Linked DNA regions of Homo sapiens: regions 2 and 3 are each linked to region 1. A link is a contact called in ENCODE Hi-C or POLR2A ChIA-PET data. All regions are on one chromosome and are shown on one strand. Each heading gives the region's core, a stretch centred on a gene start or an enhancer-like site at or near the end of the contact. The rest is flanking DNA. Distances are from core to core; before and after follow the strand shown.

What was found. A loop is a pair of places that touch in the nucleus more often than their neighbours do. ChIA-PET counts read pairs that join two places held with the same protein, here RNA polymerase II (POLR2A). Pooled maps may share reads with other maps.
Region 2: a loop to region 1 is called in a map of PC-9, with 8 times the contacts of the local background. The contact joins two enhancer-like sites. A Hi-C loop is called at or near these places in 3 of 168 maps with a recorded cell type or tissue (Caco-2, PC-9 and mammary epithelial cell) and 5 of 50 pooled maps. POLR2A ChIA-PET finds 5 or more read pairs at or near these places in 6 of 52 experiments (A549, BJ, H1 and 3 more).
Region 3: a map of heart left ventricle shows a loop between it and region 1 (5-fold over the local background). The contact joins the promoter of LINC02615 here to the enhancer-like site in region 1. A Hi-C loop is called at or near these places in 13 of 168 maps with a recorded cell type or tissue (Caco-2, Calu3, PC-3 and 9 more) and 12 of 50 pooled maps. POLR2A ChIA-PET finds 5 or more read pairs at or near these places in 5 of 52 experiments (AG04450, MCF 10A, PC-9 and 2 more).

The regions. Positions count from the first base shown.
Region 1 is chr4:128,384,984-128,388,820 of GRCh38, reverse strand. No RefSeq gene overlaps it. Among named protein-coding and RNA genes, the nearest start is that of LINC02615, 41 kb to the left of the region's middle. RefSeq lists an enhancer at 1-1,151. Within about 2 kb of position 1,665, at least 27 of the 41 ENCODE cell types and tissues checked have a DNase peak (open chromatin) inside an H3K27ac peak, as active enhancers do; they include PC-3, PC-9, Panc1 and 4 more, where a contact is called at or near this core.
Region 2 is chr4:128,321,055-128,324,891 of GRCh38, reverse strand. No RefSeq gene overlaps it. Among named protein-coding and RNA genes, the nearest start is that of PGRMC2, 35 kb to the right of the region's middle. RefSeq lists an enhancer at 2,719-3,281. Within about 2 kb of position 1,716, at least 5 of the 41 ENCODE cell types and tissues checked have a DNase peak (open chromatin) inside an H3K27ac peak, as active enhancers do; they include PC-9, where a contact is called at or near this core.
Region 3 is chr4:128,426,257-128,430,093 of GRCh38, reverse strand. LINC02615 (long intergenic non-protein coding RNA 2615) reads right to left here and starts at 2,078. Exons shown (of 9, transcript NR_125882.1): 1 at 1,796-2,078.

The DNA.
Region 1 (3,837 bases), core at 416-2,915:
TCCAAATTGAAGCCCATTTGGTTCTAGATATCAGCCAGACTACAAAGTAATCATGCACTCCAAAACCTGTCCTGCCCCACTAATGGGAAAACATCCTTAAAAAGCCCATTGAAGAGGCTCACCTGGATTTCAGGTAACATCTTTCTCACCTCCACCTGGTGCCTTTGATATTGAGGAAACCACAATATCAGAAACTCTGATCTTTCCTTTTAAAAACCTTCCCAAGGATTGGCATTCAATTCAGAATCATCAGTTCCTATAAACTACAAGTATTTTACATGCACTGGAGATCACACCAGCTTCAGTTGTCATGTCCCAGGGTCTTTACTGTGCCAGAGGTGACGAGCAACCTCGTGTTGTCTAGTCATTTCAATGTACATGTCATAGCTCAGGCATGTCCCAACCCAAGGCAGCGTGGTGTCAGTGGAAGAAGCTAAGATTCAGGCAAGAGAAGGGCTGGTCCCTAAGGAGGAATGGAGGTTGGGGTGAGAGACCCCAGTCCAATGAGCAGTATTTGAAGTGGAAAAAGCACATTTGGGCTCACATCAGGAGTCATATCTCAGGGGATCCAGTGTCATGAACAAGTGAGGGACAACAGTTGGGCATAGGTAAAAGTTTACCTGCAACCAACCCCCAACCTACATGGCATTTCCAGTAGCTCCATCTCTATCTGAATCATCCACCTGGTATTCAAGTTCATGTAAGCCCTTAACTATCTCCACAGGGTTTGTAATTAGACTCCTCAATCTCAGCCCTGGAGCTCAACAGGCAGCACCCCCTTACACTACATGCCAGCTGTTGTCACGCATTGCAGCTTTTCTCCCAGGCTTCCATATTATGGCTTCATTACATATGGCCACAGGGTGAGGAAAGGGCATCTGACACATATATGAGCCCCACACTATGTGACCTTGGGCAAGTTACTTTTATAAACTTCAGTTTTCTTATCCAGAAAATGGGAGCAATAGAGTTCCTTCATCTTAGGGTTGTTATGGGGATTAAATGAGATAATGAATGCAAAGAATGCCTGCCACGTGGTAAGTACTCAATAAAAACAGGATGGTGGATGGATCTTCTTAACCCTGGCCACATGCCTGGAACCCAACCTACCACAGTGGTTCTCAACCAGGGGTGATTTTGCTGGTTGCATTAACTGAGAGGGGCTGTGGGGCTACTAACCTCTAGTGAGTAGGGGCCAGGGATGCCACTCACCATCCTACAATGCACAGTGCAGCCCCGCAATAAAGAATTATCTTGTCCAAAATGTCAACAGTGCCAAGGCTGAGAAACCCTGTCCTGCTAGTAGCTTCACTTGACTTCCTTCGGCCCATGCTGCTACTGTGTCCCCCACGTTGGAGTGGCTTTGGAGCCCTTCCCAGGACCGGCCCATCCCACTGTCTCCTGAGCTCCCATTTGTGAGACTGTTTGTCAAAAGGCCGCCAGGCTTTAGTGCCCTGACCTGAGTCCATAACAGCAGGAGACAGGCAGAATCACCAGGCCTCTCTGACCAGAGACAGGCAAGAAACTGCCTCCTGCAGGGCTGTGGCAAAGAGCCACGTGAAAACAGGCACAGCAGCCAGTGGAGCGTTCCACCCAAACTGGCTCCACACCAGGCCCAGACCATGAGTCACCACCACATGCTGCCGCCTCTCGCCACGACCTTTCTTTATCCCTTCATTAGCCATAAATCTTCAGGAGCAAAACAGCAGAGAACAGACTGGGAAGGCCCTGGCAGAATATCACACCAGGCAAATGCCCAAATCAAAATTCAGAGTTAAATGCCCGGGCCCTGGATGAATGCCAGTCACGGCAAAGCAAGGCTCCCCCGAGCCATCCCTGCAAACCAGGGAAGTGGACAAACGGAACCTCCACTCTTGCCATAATTTAAATCATGTGACAACACTGGGGCATCCTCTCCAAGAGAAGAAACAGATGTGTTTAGCAATACCCAGATGGCTGGAGACAAACTGAAGAACCTGTGCAATGTTTGCCTCTAATTCATGCTTGCACCAAAAGTCCCCGACTCCTCTAATGTCAAATGGAATTAATATTAAGTCTTTCATGCAGTGTTGTGAGAAACAATTGACACAAGTTATTAAGTGGTGCTTTGACTCAAAATAAAGCAAATTTGGCTTTTTTGTTTTCTGGTTGTTTGCTTCCTTTTTAGAAGCAAACCATAATGCTGGGGAAAAGCCTGGCAGAGGCAGCTCCTCCTACACGGAAACTTTACTCTGCCCAATCTCACTGGAATTGTCTTTTTCAAAGTGTAGTTTCTAAGCACCTGTGTTAGAAGTACCTAGAGAGCCAGAAAACAAGCAGATTCCTGGGCCCTACCAACAACCTACTGAATTGAAATGTTTGTGAATAAGGCTTTGGAAGGTGCCCTTTTAACAAGTTCCCCACTTGAGTTTTATACCCCCTAAAGTTTCAGAACCTTGTAACAGTGAATAAACCCTGGGACAGCCCAGCCACTGCCACTATTTCCAGCAGTAAGAAGACAGACTGGGTCCTTAGCTTGCTTCTTTCCTCTGCCAATGGTACCCCATCTTATGCAAGTGAAGCTTCTGGACAAGACAGGACAGACCCGGAATGACTCATCTGAGCTAAACTGTCCACCCTCACACTGATGTTTATAATACTGACAGCAGCAAATTGCCATTTGTCCTTCTTGGTTTTGTAATTTATGTCAACATTCTCAAAGTTAAAAGAGCCTGAGTGTTTCCCTTTCACAGCTGGATGCTGACGGCTCTGAGCAAACTCCCATCTCCATTGCTTGTTACCAGGGAACTCATGATAAACAAACAGATCTGACCTTAAATCAATCTCTCTTCCCCTCACTCCTCCCCTCACCCACAACAACTTTTTTGAGTATTTAATGTGTGCTCCAGACATTCACATACATTTTTCTTGCAAAAGGTCTTGTGAGGAATTAGCTCCATTTTACAGATGAGGGAACTGAGCCACTAAGAGGCCATGTAAGAAACAGAACTGATGCTCGACTAGGCTTTCTGACTCCAAACCCAATGCTCTTAACAGCTAAACTACACTGCCTCCTGCTGTCTCCAGGAAATGATAATTCAGTGTAGCCACCAATTGACTGTGGTTGTCTAACCTTTAAAATCTTCTAACCATACCATTAGCAAGCACAAACAAGCAGACCAAGTAAAGGAGGATTATTTTATGACTACTCGACCATCCAGTTTCATCAATTCATGAACTTCTGGGATAATACCAACAACTCACATTTGTTAAGCACTTACTGCTGCAAAGAATTCTTCCAAGTGCTGAAAGTACTCGTTTAATCCTCGCAACCACTCTTGGAGGTCAGTGCTACCATTGTTCTCTCTTCACAACTAGGAAGATGTAATACAGAAACGTTTGCTAAGGTATCTAAGGTCACACAGCTAATAAGTACCTAAGTTGGGAATATACCCAGGAAATAAGGCTGCAAAGCCATACTAGTCAAAGTTAGTTAAAGCCTTAACTAACCCACTTTACTGTGTATTCCAGAGTTAACACAATGACAGTGTCAACACATCTATGCAAACAATGAGGAGAGCGGGACACACTCTTCCTAGATCTTTCTGGTGCCTGAGGGAATTGACATTGTTTTGAACCATGGTTTCAGAAATGCTACAGAAAACGGAGACCCATAAAATGCTGAGCACATGGAAGATGAAAGCTCTAAAATGGTGTGGGATTCCGTCATAAATAAAGTCTCAGAAAGAGTTCAGGTCTGCAATGTGCTTTCAACTAAGGGCAGGGAGAAGCTTTGTTATGATTATTACAATCTAATTTAAAGCTGAAGCCAGGCAGGAGGGAAAAAAAGAAAGAAAA
Region 2 (3,837 bases), core at 467-2,966, 64 kb after region 1:
TGTAGTTACAGCATAGGAGGATAACTGGGTTTCACAAGGGGTGAGTTTTTTCAGATGTGTTCAGTGGAGAGAAAGGAAAACAAGAAAGTTCAGGTTTTCTGCAAGAATCTGGCTCAAGTGCCAGACCATGGAAGCTAGCTTAACAAGAAGATAAATAACAATATGAAAGTTAGGGAAATTAAAAAATAAAATCAGCAGGATCAATGGATTGAATGTCCCTATAGGGTCAAAGAACAGTTCCAAGGGAACTGGTAGGAGTGAGATAGAGACTCAAAATGTGATAATCAGACAGCAGGATAGTGATTGCTGTCCAGAGATTTTAAAGGCTATTGGTATTGACTGTTAATAATGTCTATGGTGTGGCTGTAAGAATGGCAGTGGCTGGTTGCAGTGGAGTGAAGATATTTGAAGTAGAGAAGTTCAAGAAATTGAGAGACCAGGGTACTGGGTGGATAATCTACAAGGACAGCAAAACCAACAGGATTGTAGGAATAATGGAGGAAATCAAATACAATAAACTAGATGATAAAGTCATCAAAGAATGATGAGAGACAGCAAGAGATTCTGAAAGATGACAACTATTAGAAGAGAGATTAGGTGGTAAAGTCTGAAGACATGAACTCAACAGACTTAGGGTTTTCAAAGTCAAAAGAAGGATAGATAGTTTGGAAGGATCAATAGGAAGAAAAAAGATACTTACTCTACCTACAGCCAAATAAAGGTTTACCAGAAAGGGGTCCCGATGCAGACCCCAAGAGAGGGTTCTTGGACCTTGTGCAAGAAGGAATCCAGGGTGAGTCCACAGAGTAAACTGAAGGCAAGTTCATGAGTGAAGTAAAGAAACAAAAGAATCGCTGCTCCATAGACAGAGCAGCCCCAAGGGCTACTGGTTGGCTATTTTTATGATTATTTCTTGATTATATGATAAACAAGGGGTAGATTATTCATGAGTTTTCTGGGAAAGGGGCAGACAATTCCCAGAATGGTTCCAAAAAGGGTTCCTCCCCTTTTTAGAATGTATAAGGTAACTTCCAGACGTTGCCATGGTATTGTAAACTGTCATGGCACTGGTGGGAGTGTCTTTTAGCATGCTAATGCATTCAGTTAGTGTATAATGAGCAGTGAGGATGGCCAGGTATCACTTTCACTGCCATCTTGGTTTTGGTGGGGTTTGGCTGGCTTCTTTATGGTGTCCTGTTTTGCCTGAATCTTGTGATACCAGTCCTGCTGACCTCCTATCTCATCTTGTGACTACAAATGCCTAACCTCCTGGGAATGTGGTCCAGTAGGTCTCAGCCTCATTTTATCCAGCCCCTGCTCATGATGGAGTCACTCTAGCTCGAACACCTCTGACAGAAAGACAAGACATCTTCCATTTGGGAGGAAACTGCTTCTAGGAAAGAAATTTCCTCAGGGAACAGCCAAGTTTCAGTTAGAGGAAGAAGGGGAAGCAAATGTTCAGAGAGCAGTTTTGGGATGTAGAAAAGTTTGGTAATGGAAAACCAAGAATTATAGAGGGCAGTGGAGGAGTCTGAGATTGCAGAGCAGCATAAACAAGATAGAGTGGGGAAGGTAAAAAGCAGTGTTGAGACAAGCGATAATGATCTAGGAGGTGTGGACTTCTAGCACTGAGGTTATTGGAATGTGGGGTATGTTGTGAGCTGTCCTGGAAGGCTAGAGGAAGCTGAGTAACCAGTGTTATCCAGAGTGTTTAGCCAAGAGGTGTGGGTCATTGTTTAGTCCCATATCTCACAGAGGCGTTTGGGCCTGGGGAATGGAAGAGGGCCTCCTAGAAAAACAGCTCATCATGGGTTGTAAGCTGTTCAATGAGCAGTGCTGGCTGGGGAGGAGTTCTCTCTAGAAGCACTACTTGCTGTTGGGACCTCCAGACCCTGGTCTCTCTTTTCATTGCAGTACTGTCACAGCCTGAGCATCAGTGGGGCCACAGGTCGCTTCACCAGGTGAGAGGTGCAGAAAGAAGAGCCATAGTGGGTCTCAGAGCAGAAAGTTTTGGGGCAACTGGAAAATGAGACCACATGAGGAGCTGGGGCCATTAGTCTCTCTCTCTGGAAAGAGAAAAGGAGTTTCATTGTTTTGTTTTGTTTTGTTTTTGTTTTTGTCATCTGGCATTACAGCCTTATCTTTAACCAAGTTTTCTTTGCTCCATTTTTCAAGTTTCACTACCCTGAATTTTGCCTCTTTCAACCCCAGAAAAGTCCTTTTCTTCCTTGACCACGATTTCAACAAATAATACAAGCTAGGTATGACTGAACTACCTTCACGCAACACTTTGAACAAACTCCAGTGATATTTGAGACTTCAGACAACTACTGCTCTCTTATCATCCTTTGCTGCCATTCCATCAAAACAAAACAAAGTAGACAAAGACATGACTCACAGATGACTGATTGAGGTTAGACATACAGATGGATAGATAGACAAATAGATAATAAATAAATGAGAGAAGGGAAGAGGAAGAGTGGGGAGGGGAGTGGTAAGGAGAGAAGAGGACAGATTTGGTCATCCCTTTGATGGCTGGTAAAATGTCTAGATATTCTTTGGAATAATTCAATTCTACAATCTTATCAAAAGGATAATCTTATTTAGAAACATAATCAGCAAAACTAAAACTAATTTCCCAATTCCCCAACTTCCACATCCAAAAAATTATTACAGCTCCCAGACAAATGCAGATTTGAATTAGGAAAGGCCTAAAGGGAGCATTAGAAGGCACACTGAAAACTGTCTTCCTAACCTCTCAATCAGAACTGATCTTAAAAACCCAAAGCTAGAAGAATCTGTTTGGAGGCAAAAATCAGAGCTCTAGTCCAAAGACCTGTTTAAATAGAAGCTAAATCCTGATCTTGCCTGGAAAATGAGGTTCTTACATCAGGGTTACTCTCATAACAATGAGGAGAAACTGGCATTGTCTCTCGAGGTAAGGCTCCATCGGTGGATTATGGCAGCTAAGGAAGGGAGTCAGGATCAGAGCTTCAAACACAACCAGCTAAGGAGCCCTCATTTAGAATTCCCATTGTGAGTTTACCCCCTGGGTGGCCCATAAGGCTTCCTCTACTTTCCCTTAAACACCACACACACACACACACACACACACACACACACACAACTATTCTGCACCTTTTGAAGCTAGTATGGCAGTTATCCAAGCAAAATGGAAAATTTTTTAAATTCTACAGCATTTCAAAGAATGTTAAATTACCCAAAAAAGTGAGAATTATTTCTCCAGGGCATAGAATTATTTATATAGCTACCATAACTTTTAAAACAATGTTGATGTATAATGACATTTGTTCCATTAAAAAAAAATCTCCCCTGGCCTTTTCAGGTTCATTGTTCCTTGATTAGTTGATCCAAACTAAGCATTCCAGACATTGTTGTACAATAGCTCCATTCTGTATTCCAAAATATTTATATGGTATGACACACTTGAGCTATGTTTGCCTATGGTAGTTAGGTTTAGAACCACTTTAGAACACACACAGACCTATAATCCAGCCAGTGTTCCAATTAGACTTTTCAGAACTCCCCATCCCCTCCGTACTCTTCTCAAATCTGTTTCTGCTGGCCAGGTGCAGTGGCTCACGCCTGTAATCCCAGCACTTTGGGAGGCCAAGGTGGATCACTTGAGGTCAGGAGTTCAAGATCAGCCTGGCCAACCTGGTAAAACCCTGTTTCTACTAAAAATACAAAATTAGCTGGGAGTGGGGGCGCACGCCTGTAATCCCAGCTACTCCAGAGGCTTAGGCAGGAGAATGGCTTGAACCTGGGAGGTGGAGGTTGCAGTGAGCTGAGGCCGCACCACTGCACTTCAGCCTG
Region 3 (3,837 bases), core at 829-3,328, 41 kb before region 1:
AAATACTGCTGAAAGAAATCAGAGATGACACAAAGAAATGGAAAAATATTCCATGCTCATGGATAGGAAGAATCAATATTGTTAAAACAGCCATACTGTCCAAAGAAATTTATATGTTCAATGCCATTCCTATCAAGCTACCAATGACATTTTTTACAGAATTAGAAAAACTATTCTAAAATTCATATGGAACCAGAAAAGTGCCCAAATAGCCAAAGAAATCCTAAGGAAAAAGTATAAAGCTGGAGGTATCACACTACCTAACTTCAAATTTTACTACAAGGCCACAGTAACCAAAACAGTATGATACTGATACAAAAACAGACACATAGACCAATGGAACAGGTTAGAGAACTCCGAAATAAAGCCAGAAACCTACAACTGATAATCAACAAAGTCAATGAAAACAAGCAATGGGGAAAGGATGCCCTATTTTATAAATGGTGCTAGGATAACTGGCTGGCCATATGTAGAAAATGGAAACTGGACCCCTTCCTTACACCATATACACAAATTAAGATGGATTACATACTTAAATGTAAAACCTAAAACTATGAAAACCCTAGAAGAAAACCTAGCAAGTACCCTCTGGACATAGGCCCTGGCAAAAATTTCATGACAAAGACTTCAAAAGCAATTGCAACAAAAACAAATATTGACAAGTGGGATCTAATTAAACTAAAGAGCTTCTGCACAAAAAAGGGAATTATCAACAGAGTAAACAGACAACCTACAGAATGGGAGAAAATATTTGCAAACCATACACCAAAGGTCTACTATCCAGAATCTATAAGGAACTTAAATAAATTAACAAGCAAAAAACAAACAACCCCATTAAAAAATGGGCAAATGACGTGAACAGACATTTCTCCAAAGAAGACATACATGCAGCCAACAAGCCTATGAAAAAAAGCTCAATATCACTAATCATTACAGAAATGCAAATCAAAACCACAATGAGATACCATCTCACACCAGTCAGAATGGCTATTATTAGAAAGTCAAAAAATAACAGATGCTGGTGAGGTTGTGGAGCAAAGGGAATGCATACACACTGCTGTTGGGAACGTAAATTAGTTCAGCCACTGTGGAAAGCAGTCTGGAGATTTCTCAGAGAATTTAAGACAGAACTGCCAGCAATCCCATTACTGGGTATATACACAAAGGAACATAAATAATTTTCCCATAAAGACATGCATGCATATGTTGATCACAGCACTATTCACAATAGCAAAGACATGGAATCCACTTAGATGCCTATCAATGGTGGACTGGATAATGAGCATGTGGTACATATTATATACCACAGAATACTACGCAGCCATAAAAAACAGTGAAATCTTGTCCTTTTCAGCAACATGAATAGAGCTAGAGGCCAGTATCCTAAGCAATTTAATGCAAGAACAGAAAATAAATACTTCACGTTCTCACTTATAAGTGGAAGCTAAACATTGAGTACACATGGACAGAAAGAAGGAAACTAAATACCTGGGCCTACTTGAGGGTGGAGGGTGAGAGGAGGGTGAGGATTGAAAAACTACTTGTCAAGTACTATGCTTATTATCTGGGTGATGAAATAATCTGTACACCAAACCCCCATCACATATAGTTTACCCATGTAACAAACCTGCGCATGTACCCCTGAACCTAAAATAAAAGTTGGAAAGGAAAAAAAAAAAAAGAAGAGAATGCTAATGGATACGGGAATATGAAGCAGCCACTGTCCCCAGGGCTGGGATACAGTGCCCAGGGAAGGGTCCCCAGCCACTTCCCAATCCAGGGTTGAAATCCATACCTCACTGAAGAAGGAAGAATCCAAGTTCAGTGAATGGCAGAGATATCGCTGTGGTGTCATACTGACCAAACTTGCTGGAAACCTGCTCTCTGGAACTTGCTGGAAATTCCTGACACTTTTTAGGGTGTCAGGAAAGGCGTTCACAGGGAGATGTCACATTGGAGCATTCCACAAAGTCACCCAAGAAGAGGTGAAAGAGTACGCTGCTGGCCACTGGGTGCTGCTGGTTGCCAGCAGGACCCAGGTGCTGGAGAAACCACAGGCATTCCAGGAGCTTGCATATAAAAATGGTCAGACCAGGAAGCAAAGCCCGTTCCTCCTATCATGTCTCTCATGCACCCTCTACCGACAAAGATTAACATGGTGCCATCTGGCAAAGAAAAATATTTAAAGGGCCCATATCCATTTTCTCAGAGCATGCAATGAAGAGTGAATTTGTAGCTGTGAGGCAATAAATTGATACCCTATATGTCCTTCAAGACGAGAACATCACCTATTCTTTGCTGAGTTTGGTTCCAGAAAAGTTCAATGTTGTAATAATTATCTTCAACAAAAATGCATAGTTTGTTGGTGTAAATTCTTCCAAGAAGCATATAAAAGGGTGGTGAAAGGATTGTGGAGCTTTCCAGATCCAGAGACCCGCTATGAAGGATATCAGCTGCAGCCACGTGCCTCATGAGGATCAGCACAGAGTAAGAGAAGCCATGCTGATTTATCCTGCATCTGCTCCCATCCTCTGAGGACACCTTGCTGCCCATCAGATTTTACATTCTTGCCTAACTAATTTGAGAACATAATCTAAGCTTACTCTATGTGTATACTGTTGTCTCCTCCACCGAGCTATGTTCTACTGAAATGCTACAGCATGCCATGGAATGTTGTGCAACCATTACACATGTTATTTAAAAAGAGTTCATGATTAAATGGAAAAATGCTTGTGTTATAATTATAAGTGAAAAGGGTAGGATGCAATATTATAATATGTGAAACAAACAACACTACATAGAAATAAAGAGCAAAAAGAAATACCCCCAAATCAATCACTATCTTTAGGTGGAATCAGAGTAATTTTCTTCTTCTTCCTATTATTTTTCTGTAATTTATGTATTTACTATAGTGACCACGTACTGGTTATACCTTTGGGACAAAACAATCTATCTAACAATAACAACAACAACAATAAATATATATATATACTTTTAATTTATTTATTTACATTTATGTGTGTATCTTGAAGTCTTAAACTGAGCCAAGGTTTGGGAACCAGAATTTGACAGAGTTCCATATAGAGTATCTGAACCAGTTCTTTATAGTTTACACAAGCTAAGGCGACTGCGACCCAATAGCAGTTTGGCCAATTGAGATAGACAAATTGTCTACCCTAATGAGATAGAAAACGGCAATATATTTACCAAAAAAAATGAATTCCATTCCCTGAACTTTTAGAATTATTGAGATCTATACACATATTTGAGTAGGATATAAGAGAATATCAAATATAAAGAATTAATAAAACAAGCAGGAAATAAAATATTAGCAACTTTCTTCCTTATCAATGAGACAAGCCAATCTCCTTATAGTTTTAACAGCAGTTTGGGGGAACCGTCTAAACACTGCACTCTTAATTTAGGCACATATTTCCTGAAAACTTATATTTACATTTGCCAAAACAAAGCAGTAATTTCCCCCCAAACCATGGCTATTGCTAGAACCATGAACTTCTAAACTCAACCTCCATAATTCCTCTGCAGAAACTGGCAGCCACACCTCTCAATCCTATAATAACGTGTAAGAAAAAAAGAAACCACATAATATGAAAGATATTCAAATAGCAAATAGTAAGGATTATAAAATTACAGACTAAGTATCAGACTCTACACTATCTGTGGACTCTGTTTCCCAGCACATCGTTTTTTAGGAGCAGATGATCTAAACAGCCCAGCTGAATGAAACCTACTGGAAGGCAGTGGATGACCTCATGACATCTAAGCATCCCTTCCAGTTCTAGGACTCCATTATTTAGCAGAGATCTGATGCACAGG